Regions from separate parts of the Homo sapiens genome. Here region 1 is linked to region 2. A link is a loop called in an ENCODE intact Hi-C map of the cell type or tissue named here. Cell type or tissue: MCF 10A. All regions are shown on one strand. Links, peaks and the distances in the headings refer to the core of each region. The heading gives the core; the rest is flanking DNA. Region 1 overlaps SDK2 (sidekick cell adhesion molecule 2). Region 2 overlaps CPSF4L (cleavage and polyadenylation specific factor 4 like).

Region 1 (9,088 bases), core at 1,520-6,519, 170 kb before region 2:
CTGGCACTCCCTGTATGTTGATGACAATGATAATGGTTCTATTTCCTCAAGAACAAATTCAGAGAAGATATTTTTTATTGTCAAGCACTGATGCGTGTGTAATTTCTCAAGCCCCATTTGTATTGACTGACCGAAGCTAAAGGGATTTTTTTGGACACTATAGTCAATTTGTCACACTGATGCATTGATATAATGATTCCCCTCATAAAACTAATTCAGAAATGTGACTATGAGGAAACTTGCATTCCTTTTTTCAGCTGTAATCTTTCAGCCTCTTCAGAAGAATACCTTTCACTGGCTGTTTTGCAAGCGCTTCTGGCCAGAAGCAACAACGCTTTGACCCAACCTGAACTGAAGGTGTAACGACCAATAATGACTGAATGCGTTCGCTCTCCCACTCTCCTGCACCCTCCCCGCAGGAACGATGGGCTTCCAGACTGTTTGGCCTTCAACAGTGTCCCGCTCCCCGATCCCAGTGTCCTGCCTGGCTGTTGCCTGCAGTTGTCCTCTGCCCAGCTTTGGAGCTATTTTCTCGGGACAAGCTTCAGGCTAGGCCCACTCCCAAGGTACCTTCCTCTCCCTCTGTACTTACGGGTTCTTCTTACTTTTAGGTACATCTGGGAGAAGGACGGGGCCACCCTGGGCACGGAGAGCCATCCTCGTATCCGCCTGGACAGAAACGGCTCCCTGCACATCTCACAGACGTGGTCGGGAGACATCGGCACGTACACCTGCCGGGTGATCTCAGCAGGAGGCAACGACTCTCGCAGTGCCCACCTGCGAGTCAGGTAAGGGCAGCCCTCCCAGACCCCGGCAGAGGCGGTCCAGGCAATAGCAACTGGCATGCTCAGAGCCAGCCGAGTCCCTTTTTTCAGATCCCCAGGCCACGTGTGACCTGAACTGTTCAGCTTTGCTCAGGACATACCCCCAGCATCCTTCCAGGCCTTTCTCTCAGCTCAGTTAGGCCCTCCGTCAAGAGCAGGGGGGTGTGAGGATGGCTTTAGCAGGAGGGCTCTGGTTCCAGAGAGAAAAATCTCCAGGTAGATGGCCCGAAGGCCACATTTTACGTCTAAGCATGCGGTATCATGGAAGGTCAAGGCCTACACAACCTGTGTCCACAGCGCCCCCGTCACCTGCCTGCAGACCACATAGGGATGCCTGACCACGTGTCTCTTTTCCAGGCAACTGCCCCACGCGCCCGAGCACCCAGTGGCCACTCTCAGCACCGTGGAAAGGCGAGCCATCAACCTGACGTGGACCAAGCCCTTTGATGGCAACAGCCCCCTGATCCGCTACATTCTGGAGATGTCGGAGAACAGTAAGCTTCCCGTGGTCACCTCCAACACCTCCCGCCCAAGCTTGGACTTAGGAGTCAGCCCTGGGCTGGGGTCCCAGCTCTCCTGCTTCCTAGTTCTGGGCCTTTGAGCAGATCCTTCCCTCTGGCAGCCTCAGCGTTCCCATCTCTGAAGGAAACACAGGCATCTGCCTGTCAGGCCCTGTTACAGTTGAAAGAGATGACGCACAAAAGGTGCTTAACTCAGGGCCTGGCACAGCAGAAGCTGCAAAGAAAATGGCCAGTATTTATTTATTATTTATTTATTTATGTATTCCCCAAGTCAAATGAGCAGGCATAATTCGCATTGCATTTTATTTATTTATTATTTATTTATTTATTCATTTTTGAGACGGAGTTTCACACTTGTCACCCAGGCTGGAGTGCAATGGTGCCATCTCGGCTCACTGCAACCTCTGCCTCCCGGGTTCAGGTGATTCTCCTGTCTCAGCCTCCGAAGTAGTTGGGATTACAGGCATACATCACCATGCCCAGCTAATTTTGTATTTTTAGTAGAGATGGGATTTCACCATATTGGTCAGGCTGGTCTCAAACCCCTGACCTCAGGTGATCTGCCCGCCTCAGCCTCCCAAAGTGCTGGGATTACAGACATGAGCCACCACACCCAGCCTGAATGGCATTTTAAACACAGCTTGCCTAGAGCTCATCAATTTGTGGGGGGTAGTGGGGGAGACAAATGCATCTCAGTTCCCATAAGCCCTTACTTTCCTCCGGCACCCTCCACCGTCTCCTCCCCAGGGTCGTGTGAGCTAATGGGACCTAGAAAAATGGCATGGCGGGCCACTCCTGCACCAAGCTGGGGAGGCTCTCTCTTGCCAGCCCCAGTGAAGCTGGACCCTGCTGGGAGTGGGGAGTAAGAAGCATGCTTCATCCCACCCAAGATACCCACTTCTGCCCCACTCACTGTCCCTGCAGATGCCCCCTGGACTGTACTCCTGGCCAGTGTGGACCCCAAAGCTACCTCAGTGACAGTCAAGGGCCTGGTTCCTGCACGCTCCTACCAGTTCCGTCTTTGTGCCGTCAACGACGTGGGGAAAGGACAGTTCAGCAAAGACACCGAGAGGTGAGGGCACTGGCGCTCTACAGGGGCGTCGCCAGGACTCCAACAGGCAGGGGCTGCAGCCGAAACCGATGTGGCAGATTCTGGCTCAGCTCCTCCTGGCCCCCTCTAGGCTTCCGCCTCTGTAGAAGGGGAGAGCAATCCTGATGAGTGCCTCACCAGGATGTTGCAAAGGTTAAATGGGGTGCTCTGAGTAGGGCACTGGGGAACGCGGTGAGCACCAACCAAATGTAGTCATCCCAGTTACTGGGAGCTGTGCAAGCAAAAAGGCTCACCTCCTTCCACTCCACATCCGCATGGGCTGCTGTCATTGTTAAATGGATGCAAAATTCCAGAGATACAGGATCTACACAGATCTCCATATCCATGTCTTGCACGACGCCAGGCCCTGCTAGGGTTCCCGCAAAGCTTTTATAAAATGATGGAAATTGCTGGGCACGGTGGCTCACACCTGTAATCCCAGCACGTCAGGAGGCTGAGGCGGGCGGATCACCTGAGGTCAGGAGTTCGAAACCAGCCTGGCCAACATAGCAAAACCCAGTCTCTACTAAAATATGAAAATTAGCTGGGTGTGGTGGTGGGCGCCTGTAATCCCAGCTACTCGGGAGGCTGAGGCACAAGAATCCCTTGAATCAGGGAGGCAGAGGTTGCAGTGAGTCGAGATCCAGCCTGGATGACAGAGCAAGACTGTCTCAAAAAAAAAAAAAAAAAAAAAAGATGGAAATTGAATAAAAGCTGCAGATGCTTCATATAAAAACATCACACGGTGATACCCATCTATGTAGAAGGAGAATTCTATCCTCTCCAGCTCCGTAGAACAAGCAGCCACCTCTAGCAAGAAAGATGTCATGGGAGAGGTCAGAACAACCGTGATACAAATCACGTGCGCAAAGCCTTGCACTTGGCTCTTTGAAAGACGCCTGGGGCTTAAATCAATCATGGTGGTTTTGCCACAGTTGCAATGAGCTTGGGTCTCTCTGGCTTGTACTAAGGTAGCACCACTGGGGTCAAACAATCTCACGGGAGGGAGCAGTGGCAGGTGGCAGCCCGTGTGGAGAGCAGTTACAGGGGGATTTACATACTCACTGTTTACTGAGCAGCTACCGTGTGCCATGCCACGTTTGGACCACTGGAGGGAGGACAGGGAATGAACAGACATAGCCCCAGTGCATCTGGAGATACACAATCCCAACAACAGAGAGGCTGAAAGTGTAGGGGAAGCTACCCTGCAACTTCTCCTGCCCTGCGGCTGCACCGCATCACACTGACTCACCTTCCTAATGTACCTTCATGCAAACCGCCCTGAGTCACCAAGAAAAAGGCCAAATCCTCACGCTTGTAATCCCAGCACTTTGGGAGGCTGAGGGGGGCGGATCACTTGAGGTCAGGAGTTCGAGACCAGCCTGGCCAACATGGTGAAACCCCATCTCTACTAAAAATACAAAAATTAGCCAGGCATGGCGGCACGTGCCTGTAATCCCAGCTATTCAGGAGGCTGAGACAGGAGAATTGCTTGAACCCGGGAGACGGAGGTTGCAGTGAGGTGAAATCGTGCCACCGCACTCCAGCCTGGGGGACAAGAGTGAAATCTTTCCTCAAAAACAAAAAAGAAAAAGGCCAAATCACCCTTACCCCAGCCTCTACAAAAACACAGGAGCGGGCCAGGTGCAGTGGCTCATGCCTGTAATCCCAGCACTTTGGGAGGCAGAGGCAGGTGGATCACCTAAGGTCAGGAGTTCAAAACCAGCCTGGCCAACATGATGAAACCCCGTCTCTACTAAAAATATAAAAATTAGCCAGCCCTGGTGGCAGGCACCCATAATCCCGCTACTCTTGAGGCTGAGGCAGGAGAATTGCTTGAACCCGGGAGGCAGAGGTTGCAGTGAGGTGAGATCATGCCACTGCATTCCAGCCTGGGCGAAAGAGCAAAACTCTCTCAAATAAAACACGGGAGCGAGCAGCATGCTTAGGAAAGCTATCCATCAAAAAGCAAAAACATAAACAAAAAGGGAAAGTCATCCATCAAAAATAATTAACTTTTGTTTGGAGTGGACACGTGTCCGTGATGTGAAAAGTACACTTAGGCAGAACACAGCATCCCCCAGCAATGCCAGAGAAAGACGTGCTGTCGCGCTTGGCTCCCCGAGGCAGGGTGGGTGTCCTTGGCTCTCTCCCTCACACGCCATGCCCGCCCTGCTCCTGCCTGGGGCTCAGCTGGCCAGCAAAGGAGGCCTAGTTAAGGTACACCAGCAGCTGACCAGTGGGATGTGACCAACATTTCTGCTTATAGAACACTTGGACACTCATGACCTCATCAGCCCCAACAGCAGCTTCCTTGACAAATAGGAAACTGAAACTTACATCCCTCAACGGCACCAAAAACATGTACATTAATTTTTTTTTTTTTTTTGAGACAGGGTCTCTGTTTCCCAGGCTGTAGTTCCGTGATGCAAACACAGCTCACTGCAGCCTCAACCTCCTGGGCTCAAGCCATCCTCCCACCTCAGTCTCCCAGGTATTTGGGATTACAGGTGCAAGTCACCAGGAGGGAGTTTTTTTGGGTTTTTTTTGTTGTTTTTTTTGGTAGAGACAGGGTCTTGCCATGTTGCCCAGGCTGGTTTTGAACTCTGGCCCTCAAGCAATCCTCTTGCCTCAGCCTCCCAAAGTGCTGGGATTACAGGCATGAGCCACAGCATCTGGCCTTATAGTTTTTAAAAGACATATACATATATCCACATATACACAGAGACTATATATGTAGTATCATTTGAGCCTCAACTAGTCTCATAAGGCAGGCAAGTAGAGCTTTATTATAATTCTTTTATAGAACAAGCTCAGAGAAGTCAGGTAACTTGCCCAGATGCACACAGCAGTTGTACCGAATTATCCAGAGTCAGAGCAGGCCAGGGTTCAGCCTTCTCATATCCCATTCAACTCCTGTGTTTGACCCCAAGACTAAGAGCATTGGTGTTTTGTGATCCAGGGTCTCCCTCCCCGAGGAGCCCCCCACGGCCCCTCCACAGAACGTCATCGCCAGCGGTCGAACCAACCAGTCCATCATGATCCAGTGGCAGCCGCCTCCTGAGAGCCACCAGAATGGAATTCTCAAGGGTTACATCATCAGGTGGGTGTCCACCCTGGGGACAGGAGCCCAGTCCCAAGGGGAAAGGCATGGGGGAAGATCGGGAGTGGACTGGAAAACAGTGCAAATTCATGGCAGGCCCTTCGCCATCTAGGAAGGACTAGGTAACAAGAAATGCCTACTCAGTGGTAGGAAGGATTTAGGTTGGACACCTAGTAGAACTTCCAGTGGCAAGACCCCTGGACACCAGCGAGGAATGCGTGAGAGGGGAGGCTATATGGGCTGACATAGGAACAGGCCTACAAGGAGACAGGAGAAGAAATAAGTAACTTTCCAAGGGGCAACGCTCTGGGAAGCCGCGAATATTCCATCACAGGCCAGAATTCTCTTGACCCGTGAGTGGAGAAACCAGCTGGCCGAAGAATTGATGGAAAAGTGAAAGTTCTTTCTTTGGTTATTACTGGAAATGAAGCCCAGTTATACAGACCCTTATCTTTGCATTTGACTGAGGGACTACTCTTCTAGTAACCTAAATGGGAGTCATTAAGGGTCACTAAAATGTGGTATTCATAAGTTCAAATTCATAAGTTATCTGAGGTTACTGAGAACTCTCATTGATATTCTAGATTCTGGCTACAAAATGCTATGCAACTTCGTGTGTCTCATTCCTGCATGTACACACCCTCACAGGGGTTTAACTGCTCCACTATTGGTTAATTTTGTTGTGGGTTTTTCACTAATCCTGAAGGGCGGTGGTTCTCAAAGTGTGGTCCCAGCACCCATGGCATCAGCCTAACCTGAGAACTGGTCAGAAATGCAAATTATCAAGTCTCTCCAAGACCTACCAAACCAGAAACTTTAAGGATAGGCTTAGAAACCTTTGCTTTTAAAAAAATCTTTCAGGCCGGGCGTGGTGTTTCACGCCTGTAATCCCAGCAATTTGGGAGGCCAAGGCGGGTGGATCACGGGGTCAGGAGATTGAGACAATCCTGGCCAATATGGTGAAACCCCATCTTCACTAAAAATACAAAAATTACCTGGGCATGGTGGCACACACCCGTAGTCCCAGCTACTCAGGAGGCTGAGGCAGGAGAATCACTTGAACCCAGGAGGCAGAGGTTGCAGTGAGCCAAGATCGCACCACTGCACTCCAGCCTGGGCGAGACTCCATCTAAAAACAAAAAAAAAAAAAAAAAACTCATCTAGGAGACTTTGATGCATCTTCAGGTTTAGAGAAGCAGTGTTTTAGGGCATTGTAATGCATCAGAATACTTTGAGGTCCTTAATTTTCCAATAATTAGATGCTGAATTATATATGCATCGTGTTTCTCAAATGAATGACCCATCCTTTGTGTCTGACCCCCAAAATTTGCTTGTACACATTTACTTCTTTAGTGCTGTGAGTTCTTTTTGCCAGTGGAGGTAGAAATGGGTCGAGTAGGTAGCCCAGGTGTTTCATTCCACCTGGGCGAGTAACTTTCAGAAGAGGGAGCCTTGTATCCTAGAGGAGGAAAGAAAATGAGCCCAGGCTTCAGGGACAGCTCTCCAGTCCATGACCCCTCCAAGGCTGAGACCTGCAAGTTCTGCCCTGGGACCTCTCAGTGCCCCTGGTTAGCAATCCTCCCCCATCAAATAGAATAGTCCAGACACATCCCCTAGACCTCTGCTACCCAGTAAGGTAACCATTAGCTAGCTCTGGTTACTTAAATTACAGTTGACCCTTGAACAGTGTGGGGGCTAGGGGTGCTCACCCCCTCACGGTTGATAATCCATGTATAATTTATTTTCTTTTTTTTTTTTTTGAGACAGGGTCTCACTCCATTGCCCAGGCTGGAGTGCAGTGGCGTACTCTCAGCTCACTGCAACCTCCACCTCCTGGGCTCAAGTGATCCTCCTGCCTCAGACTCCCGAGTAGCTGGGACTACAGGCATGTGCCACCACATCCGGCTAATTTTTTTTTTTTTTTAGTAGAGACAAGATTTCATCTTTTTGGCCAGGCTGGTCTCGAACTCCTGACCTCAAGTGATCCACCTGCCTGGGCCTCCCAAAGCACTGGGATTATAGGTACGAGCCACCATGCCCGGCCCAATCCACATATAATTTTTGACTCCCCAAAAACTTAAATACTAATAGCCTACTGCTAGCCAGAAGCCACACCTATAACCAGTCGATTAACACGTATATTTTTATGCATTTATGATATAACTTTTTCTTAATTTTTTCAATGTTTCTAGGCCATGTGATTCATCTGCGAGTTTTTTCAAATTGTCACAAATCTCTAAAACTTTTTCTGATATGTTTATTTTTAAAACTCTGTGTAGCTGGGCATGGTGGCTCACGCCTATAATCCCAGCACTTTGGGAGGCTGAGGCAGGTGGATCACGAGGTCAGGAGTTCGAGACCAGCCTGGCCAGCATAGTGAAACCCCATCTCTACTAAAAATACAAAAAATAAGCCAGGCATGGGAGCGCATGCCTGTAGTCCCAGCTACTTGGGAGGCTGAGGCAGGAGAATTGCTTGAACCTGGCAGGTGGAGGTTGCAGTGAGCCAAGATCATGCCATAGCACTCCAGCCTGGGTGAAAGAGCGAGACTCCATCTAAAAAAATAAAATAAAATAATAGTTCTGTGTGTACGCCAACCTGTACAGTTCCAACCTGTGTTGTTCAAGGGTCAACTATAAGCAAAACTAAAACAAATTCTAATTCAGGCCAGGTATAGTGGCTCATGCTATAATCCCAGCACTTTGGGAGGCTGAAGTGAGGTAGGCAGATCACCTGAGGTCAGGAGTTCGAGACCATCCTGGCCAACATGGTGAAACCCTGTCTCTACTAAAAATACAAAAATTAGCCAGTGTGGTGGCACATGCCTGTAATCCCAGCTACTCAGGGAGGCTGAGGCAGGAGAATCACTTGAATCTGGGAGGCAGAGGTTGCAGTGAGCCGAGATTGCGCCACTGCGCTCCAGCCTGGGTGACAGAACAAGACTCCGTCTCAAAAAAAAAAAAAAATTGAATTCATTTCTTCGGTTGCACTAACCACATTTCAAGTGCTCAGCAGCTGCATGTGCTGGCGGGCACCCTGTCGGACAGCACAGGTGCAGAGCACTTCCGCCACCACCGGAAGTCCTATTGGACAGCGCTGCTCTGGACAATTTCCTGGGTACGAGGCCAAGGAAGCTGACTCTGACTCCACTGTGCCTCGCCTCTTCCCCTCAGGTACTGCCTGGCCGGGCTGCCCGTGGGGTACCAGTTTAAGAACATCACGGATGCTGATGTGAACAACCTGCTGCTGGAGGATCTCATCATTTGGACCAACTACGAGATCGAGGTGGCTGCTTACAACAGCGCTGGGCTGGGGGTCTACAGCAGTAAAGTCACCGAGTGGACGCTGCAGGGAGGTAGGTAGAGACTGTGGTCTCAGACCAGGCGCGGTGGCTCATGCGTGTAATCCTAGCACTTTGGGACGCCAAGACGGGAGGATTGCTCAAGCCCAGGAGTTTTAAGCCAGCCTGGGCAACATAGGGAGACTCCATCTCTACAAAAAGTGAAAAAAATTATCTGGGTGTGGTGGCATGCTACATGCTACAGTGGCA
Region 2 (9,088 bases), core at 3,150-8,149:
GCCGATGGAGGTGGAGGCTTCCGGAACAGCTGCAGCCTCTGGGGAAGCTACCTTCTCCGTTCCCTCTTCTCCTTCCAGAGTCGGCCTCAGCTGTGTGCAACTTCTTCACTAAAGGGCTCTGTGAGAAAGGTGAGTTAGCAGACAGGCCTGGGCCCCAAGCTGGGTGAGTGTAGGGTCTGTCTGAGCTACACCCAGCAGGGGCTCTGCCTGGCCTGGGATAGGGTGTCGAATTTGCACCTGGGGAGGGAAAATTGGGATGGAACGGAATTTTATTTTTATTTTATTTATTTATTTTTAGATGGAATCTCGCTCTGTTGCCCAGGCTAGAGTGATCTGGCGTGATCTCAACTCACTGCAACCTCTGCCTCCTGGGTTCAAGCGATTCTCCTTCCTCAGCCTCCCGAGTAACTGGAACTACAGGTGCATGCCACCAAGCCCGGCTAATTTTTGCATTTTTAGTAGAGATGGAGTTTTGTCATGTTGGCCAGGCGGGTCTCAAACTCCTCACCTCAGGTGATCCACCTGCCTGGGCCTCCCAAAGTGCTGGGATTACAGGCGTGAGCCACCATGCCCGGCCATGGAGCAGAATTTTAGACTTACAGGTAGACAAAGGATAAGTGGTTGGATCCACCGAGCAGCCTGCCCCTCCCCTAAGATTTTCCCGCCTCAGCAGCAGTCTTCATAGTTTGCAGTTCGCATCAGGGTAACCAGGCTGCCTGGAAAGGGGTATTTTTTTCTTTCTGCCTTGCTGGGATGGGCGTGTGTCTGAGCTTTGGCCTGTGCATTCCCAGGAGGCTCCAGCTTCTTAATGTTTTTCTTGATTTCCTCCCAGCTAGAAGAGAGGCATCCTTCTCCCCCAGTCCCCTGCTCTGACTCAGTTTGTAAACTGGTCAATTGTCTCATCCATTCCCTATGCCCTGAGGTAGCACCTGCCACCATCTTTGAAATGCTATCAAAAAGCATCCTCCACTTCTCTCCTGCCCTGACTTTGGGTCAATACTGTCTTCCTAGGCCCCTCTCCCCAAATGCAGCCATTCTGGGAAGGCCTGATTCAAATATAAGAGTTTTCAACTTTTCTTCTGGCTCATGGCTCATGTAGAGGCTCTTTCAACAGAAATATACAATTGCCAAAAAAAACTGGCTTCCAGTTTTAGGGTTTCCCTGTCTTCCTCCCGCTTGCCTATACATTTAGGTTAAGAAATCTCACTGGTGTGAGAGTTTAGGACATGTTTTCTGATCCAAATGAGTCTGTCCCTGGAAGCTGGGGGGCTGGAGGGGACCAGGAAAGGAGGACCTGGGGCCATGTTCGCCCACCTGCCTTGTTTGTCTTGGGGCCAGCCCTAGACCATACAGGGAGAAGGGAAATGGGATCACTGGTCGCCCAAGGCCTTGTGCACCCAGGACCCTGCAGGCTCAATGTGGACTGAGTGGCATCTCCTCAGCTCAGCCCAACCAGTCCCTAGAGCAGTGGTTCCTAGCAACACCCTTCTGCAAAGAAAGAAAGCTATTATGGTGGAAGGTCAGAACCAAGCAAGTCAATAGCCAGGGGTGGAGGTTAGGGGTATTTAAAAAGAGCACCTTGGCCGGGGGAGTAGGCTCACACTTGTAATTCCAGCACTTTGAGAGGCAGAGGCTGGAGAATCGCTCAAGACCAGCCTGGGCAACATAGCGAGACCCCATCTCTACAAAACATAATTTTTTTTTTTTAAAAAAGGAAAAATGGAAAGAACACCTCCCCTAGCCCCCAAATTATGTCAGAGAACTGGCCAGGCATGAGGCTGGACCTGCTTAGAAACTCAGGAACTGCCAGCCTGGATGACATGGCAAAGCCCTGTCTCTACAAAAAATAAAAAAATTAGCTCAGTGTGGTGGTGCATGCCTGTAGTCCCAGCTACTCGGGAGGCTGAGATGGGAGAACTCCTGAGTCTAGGAGGTTGAGGCTACAGTAAGCCATGACTTTGCCATTGCACTCCAGCCTGGGCAACAGACTAAGATCCTGTCTCAAATAAATAAATAAATTAAAGAAACTTAGGAACTGGGTGTCCTTCCTGCTAATAGCAAGGCAGACTTGAGTGAAGATGATAAAGCAGTTAAATGTAACATTTCCATGGAATATTCCTTATAAATCATTACAAAGTTGGCTCTTCTGTCACCCTGTTAGGTCTCTGGAATCGGGAAGCATAACATTTGATGTTTTTAAAGATGGGAATTCAACACACCCTTACTGAGCACTTACTATGTGCCAGGGGCTGGGCTGGGTGTGGGGATTCTGGGCTGGAAAGCCTGGCCCCGCTCCCTGGCAGGACGAGAGGGGGTGTTAGGCACTCTGGGAATGAAAAGGAGGCAGCTGTTCTGAGCCCAGGTACTTCCCTGGAGAAGGGCATGGCACTCCAGGCAGATGGGAAGGATGGGCAAAGGTGTGGTAGTGGGAACAGCTGTGCTTTAAGAAGAGCTTGCCCTGGCCAGTCACGGTGGCTCAAGCCTGTAATCCCAGCACTTTGGGAGGCTGAGGCGGATGGATCACCTGAGATCAGGAGTTCGAGACCAGCCTGGCCAACATGGTGAAACCCCGTCTCTACTAAAAATAAAAAAAATAGCCGGGTGTAGTTGCAGGTGTAATCCCAGCTACTTGGGAGGCTGAGGCAGGAGGATCACTTGAACCTGGGAGGTGGAGGTTGCAGTGAGCTGAGACCGTGCCATTGCTCTCTAGCATGGGCAACAGAGCGAGACGCCATCTCAAAAACAAGAGCTTGGCTGGGCGCGGTGGCTCACGCCTGTAATCCCAGCACTTTGGGAGGCCGAGGTGGGCAGATCACAAGGTCAGGAGATCGAGACCATCCTGGCTAACACGGTGAAACCCTGTCTCTACTAAAAAATACAAAAAATTAGCAGGGCGTGGTGGCTGGCGCCTGTAGTCCCAGCTACTCAGGAAATGGAGGCAGGAGAATGGCGTGAACCCAGGAGGCGGAGCTTGCAGTGAGCCAAGATCGCGCCGCTGCACTCCAACCTGGGCGACAGAGCGAGATTCTGTCTCAAAAAAAAAAAAAAAGCTCTCCCTTCATGCTGCCTCGGCTCCCAGTTCCAGCCCCTACAGGGTCCAGGTGAAGGGATAAGGGGACAGCCGCTGGGGACTGAGTCAGGTACCCTCCTGGGGAATCCCCTGGAGGGCTGAGCTGGGCCCAGGCTGTGGATGAGGGGCCTCCCAGCCAGGTGCTCTGGCATCTCCAGGGAAACTCTGCCCCTTCCGACATGACCGAGGGGAGAAGATGGTGGTATGCAAGCACTGGCTCCGGGGGCTCTGCAAGAAGGGTGATCACTGCAAGTTCCTGCACCAGTATGACCTCACCAGGATGCCTGAGTGCTACTTCTACTCCAAGTTTGGTAAGGCCTCTTCCTGGCTCGGTGCCTCACCCTGGAGGGTGGCAGTGTGGGCTGTGAGATGGGAAGGTTTCTAGAGGAGCGGGCACGCAGAGGAGGCTGGACATGTCCCTGGAGGCCAGAGAGACCTGTCTGAGTCTCAGGTGTCTGTTCTCCAAACCCCTAGACAAGCAGAAGTGCACCCTGAAGTCCCTGCCCTTTACTGCCCCCTGGATCAAGGTGCATACCAGATACCCCCAAAAGGGAAGAAGGGATTGTTTCTCTCCCCATTCTTGGTTCATCACACACCCAGCCTGACTATATTGAAATGTCTCAAATGAGCCATCTCTCAGGCCCCGGCTAGAACTTCTCGAATATCAGGCCTTCAGAGCCACATTCACGATGCCTGCTGTACCCTCAAAGCCCCAGCACCACTGTCTGCTCTTCCAACGGTCTTGCTATTTTAACTCTTACTTTAGAAGAAACTTTGCATTGTTTCCATAAACGGAGAACTAGCATCACTTGTTGGAAATCAAAGGTCATTGTAAACATAAATCCATGAGGTTCAGAGGTCTAGCACCTAAAGTCATCTTGTGCGGTCAAGCCTGGACCAGCATCTTACCTCCCTCTGGCTTCAAGGCATCCTTTGTCCTTTTATTTATTTTTATATATTTTTTTGAGACAGCGTCTTGCTCTGTCCCCCAGGCTGGAGTGCAGTGGCGTGATCTTGACTCACTGCAATCTCCACCTCCCGGGTTCAAGCCATTCTCCTGCCTCAGCCTCCTGAGTAGCTGGGATTACAGGTACCCACCAACATGCCCGGCTAATTTTTATATTTTTAGTAGAGACGGGGTTTTGCCACGTTGGCCAGGCTGGTCTTGAACTCCTGACCTCAGGTGATCCACCTGCCTTGGCCTCCCTAAGTGCTGGGATTATTGGTGTGAGCTGCGGTGCCCGGCCTCCTTTGTCCTTTTAATCAAGGGACTGTTTATGGGGCAGCTGCAGCCACTTTCCCGCTTACTTAAGAAAGGAATTTGTAAATGTGCTTCAGGTCTCACCCTTCACAATACGATTCTACAGCTCAGAGCTTTTCGGAGCTGGAAGGAGCCTTACGGATTATCTAGTCCAGTGGTTTTCCAACTGTATTCCATAAAGAGTGACCTACAAAGAGAGAGCTGGCAGAATCCCCTGGATGCCCCTGACTCAGGAGGCTTGGCTTCCAAATGTGGCTGCAGCCAGCTTCAGGGCCCCCCAAGCGGCTGCTCCTCATTAGTGCCAATGGGAGGGTCCTGGGTACCTGAGAAGGAGGCAAAGCATTGCCTAGGCCAGTCAGAGCCCCACCCAGGCTAATATTCCATTTCCTGCCTGCTCCTGGGAGGCAAAGGCATGGCAGTTCCTGAGAGCTGCCCCCATGTCTCCCCTGAAAGGACAATGTTTATCCAAGTTCCCCTTGGTCACTGCCTAGCATTCTGTGACTTTAGTAATAAAATGCCACCTACTTAGTTATTCCCTCAATAGCCCTCGGTGTTTGTTTGGGGATCAGGTGCTCCTGGGCATGGATACAGGAACAGGACCAGGTCCCCCTCCGCCCCCAGATAACTCCAATTAGTAGAGGACAGACTTGTAAGCCCATGATTACAAGATGTAATCTACTGTTCTTACAGTAAATGAATGCATATGGCTTTCGAATATCAAAGTGATGATCACTCTAATTGGAATCAGAGTGTTGTTGGGGAGGTGTAGGAGTGGGACAGAGTCACTGGAAGGGACTGGTGTCCGGGGTCTTCAGCCCAGTACCCCCGTCTCTGAAAGGCGGATTGAAGGCTGAGGTGCTGCTGCCACCTGCTGGCCAGGCCAGGAATGCAGAGACGTGCACGCAGCAGAACGGCAACCAGTGTAGATGACTTTCTGTTATCTCCATCCATCAAATGCTGGCCAGCATCACCTAGGGGGTGATGTCACTTTGATTCATTAGAAAGCTCAAGCCCAGAGTCAGCACTCTGCCCAGTGCTGTATACTGACAATGAACAAATGAACCCTTCATGAACGTGAGGAAGCTGAATGAAATGGATGTGGCCTTTTCCCCTCTCTGAGCCCTGGCGTTCTCTGTGAAATGAGAGGGCTGGGAAAGAATGGTGGTTTTAAACTCTTAGGAATCAGGGGTACTCTCCTTTTTTTTTTTTTTTTTTCTTTTTTTGGAGACAGAGTCTCGCACTGTTGCCCAGGCTGGAATGGAATGGCACAATCTCGACTCACTGCAACCTCTGCCTCCCAGGTTCAAGCGATTCTCCCACCACAGCCTCCTGAATAACTGGGACTACAGGCACGTGCCACCATACCTGGCTAATTTTTGTATTTTTAGTAGAGATGGGGTTTCACCATGTTGGCCAGTCTGGTCTCAAACTCCTGACCTCAGGTGATCCTAAGGATCACCACCTCGGCTTCACAAAGTGCTGGGATTACAGGCATGAGCCACTGTGCCTGGCCTAGGGGTACTTTCCTTTAGGCGAAACCTTGCTCTGTAGAGGCCCAGTGTATAAAATAGATCTTCCTGGAGCAATTTGAAAATCAGTGGAATAGACGCTACGACGCTCCTTCAGCTCTGAAAAGCACTGAGCTGTAGACATTTAAGGAGGATGAAGTTGGAAAGATTCATGAGTTCTCAACTTGAATGAAGTGAAAGTGGGATGAATCTTCCCCCATGCTTCCTTCAGAGCTTTCTTCCTAAGAGAAATCTAAGAGAGCTCTTAAAATGACACCTGGGTCCGGGCGTGGTGGCTCACACCTGTAATCCCAGCACTTTGGGAAGCCAAGGTGGGCGGATCACGAGGTCAGGAGTTCAAGACCAGCCTGGCCAACATGGTGAAACCCCATCTCTACTAAAATACAAAAAATTAGCCATGCGTGGTGGCACATGCCTGTAATCCCAGCTACTTGGGAGGTTGAAGCAGGAGAATTGCTTGAACCCGGGAGGCGGAGGTTGCAGTGAGCTAAGATTGCGCCATTGCACTCCAGCCTGGGCAACAGAGTAAAACCCTGTCTCAAAATAATAATAATAATAATGACACTTGGGTAGCCTGGGCCTACTGGGCTGGCTCCCTGTAGGAAATAAACTAAACCTGAGACTTGGTCTAATCCATAGAGAGATGATGACGCAGGCTTAGTATAATGCAGGTGCCCACTCTGTAGAATGTTTCTTTTCATACCTGTGCCACCTTGAGCAGGGCTCTGCTTTTCTTTGCATTTCCACCAAGGGGAACAGCTTCCCTAGGCTCTGCAGGCAGCATGGGTTTTGTAGTAGAGATGAAGAGGGGGCTGCAGTTACAGCGACATGGAAATATCTCCACTTAACGTCGCAGGCCTTCTCGGCTCTCCTTGTTCCTGCTAGCCTCTAATGGCCTTCAGTTCCAGTGCCTCCTTCTCCATCTGGGGTCCCTCACTCTTACTCTTCCAGAGGTGTATATTCAGACCATGCCCTGCTTAGCAAATAGGACTGGGATCCACCCTTTTTAGACTGCAGCAAGGATTAGGCATACTTTCCATCTTCAAAAAGCTGGTGACTCCCAGAATAAAGGCCAGTGTCTTCTGTGTTTGTGAGGGGCAAGGTCAATCTGGTTTGGGGACACAGAAGTGATCACAAAGAGAAACTGCTTCTACAGAGAGTGCTGGGATTTTCAGGTGACTGCAGCAACAAGGAGTGTTCCTTCCTCCATGTGAAGCCAGCTTTCAAGTCCCAGGACTGTCCTTGGTATGACCAAGGTTTCTGCAAGGACGGTGAGGCCTTGGAAGCCAGGGAGCCCTAGGGGCTGTGGGGATCAGGGTGGGAGCTCTCAGCAGGGGAGGGGCCATTTTCCTGATGAGGCTGTGCCTTGGAGAAACCCCAAATAGAAGGCCTTTCTGTAGTTCTCCTCCAGCTCTGCTGTGACACACAAAACACAGCCTGGTGTGGGGCCATAACAGGCTTGAGGCAGACTGACTTGGGTTCAAATCCTACCTTCAGCATGTATCAGCTGCATGCCTTTCTCCAAGTTACTGAACCACACAGGAAGCTCTTGACACAGGGTCAGGCCCATAGGAGACGCTTAGTTCATGTGTGCTCTCTTCCGCATTCCACTTACCCACCTGGGGGGTCCTGAGTGTTGCTTAAGCATGTCCTACCTTTCCCATTGCTGCCAGCCAAATTTAAGAGGCAGCTTACCCCAGCAGGGTTCCCATGCCCTAAGCAACAGGGTTTCTCCCTCTCCTTTGTCTTCAGATAGGTTTTTCTTACGGAGTTCTTAGTGCTGTTGGTTTTAGGGATCTGGGCGGGGGTGAGGGCTGCTGAGAAGATCAGTAGGATTGTGGGGTTAGCTTTTTTCTTTCTATCACCCAGGTTGGAGTGCAGTGGTGCGATCTTGGCTCACTGCAACCTCCACCTCCCAGGTTCAAGCAATTCTCCTGCCTCGGCCTCCCAAGTAGCTGGGGTTACAGGTGTGTGCCACCATGCCCAGCTAATTTTTGTATTTTTAGTAGAGACAGGGTCTCACCATGTGGCCCAGGCTGGTCTCGAACTCCTGGGCTGAAGTGATCCACCCACCTTGGCCTCCCAAATGCTGGGATTACAGGTGTGAGCCACCCCACCCGGCCAGGTCAGCTTTTTCTCAGCTGTACCTCCCATACTTAAATAAATAAAAGGCAACAAAGTGTGGTTCATATCCATGCAGTCCTCCAGGACACAGCATGTCAGTGACATTTCCAACTCTATTTCAGAACTTGCCAGCTGACACCTGCTCCAGCACATTCCAAGGTTCCTTTTCCCCATCCCTGTCTCATGGCTAGAAGTGGATGCTTTAGGGTGGTACAGAAAGGATGGGAAGATTTATCCACCCCTATTAAGTGAAGCCCCTATGACCATCCACACCCTTCCTAGGGAGCTTTTTCATGTGTGTTTTCCCCTCTTGCTGAAGCGGATCCTTCTCATCACTTTCTCTTTGCTCAGCAGGTCCTCTGTGTAAATACCGCCATGTCCCCAGAATAATGTGTCTCAACTATTTAGTTGGCTTCTGCCCCGAGGGACCCAAGTGCCAATTTGCTCAGTAAGTATGATCCCTCAGTTACCAACTCCCACCAGAGTGCTAGGCCTGGCCTTCTAGTTCTAGATCTTTCCATACCTTCGCTGGTCCTTAGTGGAAAATGAAGCATCTGGCAAGCATCCGCTCCAGTATTTTCCTGGCACCACTGCCTGACCCTGGCAATCTCAGAACTCTAACCCATCCTCTTAATGTGTATTCATGCTGGGGATAGGTGTCGATCTTTTCACAAACTGTTCTAGTAATAAGAGAAGAAACACTTAATGCCCATTTCTCCCCAGTCCTCTGTAATTCTCCCTCACGCCCTGGCTAAGGGAGGGCAACTTCCCTACAGGGTTCTGAAATATGAAATCTGCAGCAGGCTGGCGCAGAGCATGTTAATGAGCAGAAGATGGGAGGGCGAGAGCTGGGCTGTAATCGTCTCTCTCTCCACTTCCCTTAGTCCCAAGATGAATCTTTTACTCAACCCGAGTTACATGAAGGTGAGTGCAGGCAGGCACGTGCCGTCATCCCTCATCCCTTTATTCCCACTCCTTTCTGCTCCCCAGGGAAGCTCACCCAGCAGCACTGCATGGTTCCCAGCGAACCCTCACTCTCCTTTGAAAGGCATGTCATCATGCATGTGGGACACATATATGTGGTTGTTCCTCCCAGACTACTCT

Evidence for each region. Hi-C counts contacts between places; a loop is a spot of excess contacts. Peaks named below come from ENCODE experiments on the same cell type or tissue, not always from the same donor. Only the 100,000 strongest peaks of a DNase experiment are listed, where the experiment ranks them.
Region 1: a loop joins it to region 2, with 8 times the contacts of the local background. A loop is called at or near these places in 3 of 110 quality-filtered maps.

The regions. Positions count from the first base shown.
Region 1 is chr17:73,415,616-73,424,703 of GRCh38, reverse strand. SDK2 (sidekick cell adhesion molecule 2) reads left to right here. Exons shown (of 45, transcript NM_001144952.2): 13 at 612-788; 14 at 1,182-1,318; 15 at 2,270-2,417; 16 at 5,398-5,538; 17 at 8,712-8,893. Among named protein-coding and RNA genes, the nearest start is that of SDK2-AS1, 94 kb to the left of the region's middle. In MCF 10A, for the core only: no CTCF peak of the experiment used is centred there; a DNase peak (open chromatin) is centred at 3,653.
Region 2 is chr17:73,251,974-73,261,061 of GRCh38, reverse strand. It overlaps CPSF4L (cleavage and polyadenylation specific factor 4 like), which reads left to right. Exons shown (of 6, transcript NM_001129885.1): 2 at 79-129; 3 at 3,229-3,381; 4 at 7,036-7,131; 5 at 8,339-8,432. Among named protein-coding and RNA genes, the nearest start is that of CPSF4L, 5.4 kb to the left of the region's middle. RefSeq lists an enhancer at 5,362-5,491. In MCF 10A, for the core only: a CTCF peak has its summit at 5,189 (motif pointing left); no DNase peak of the experiment used is centred there.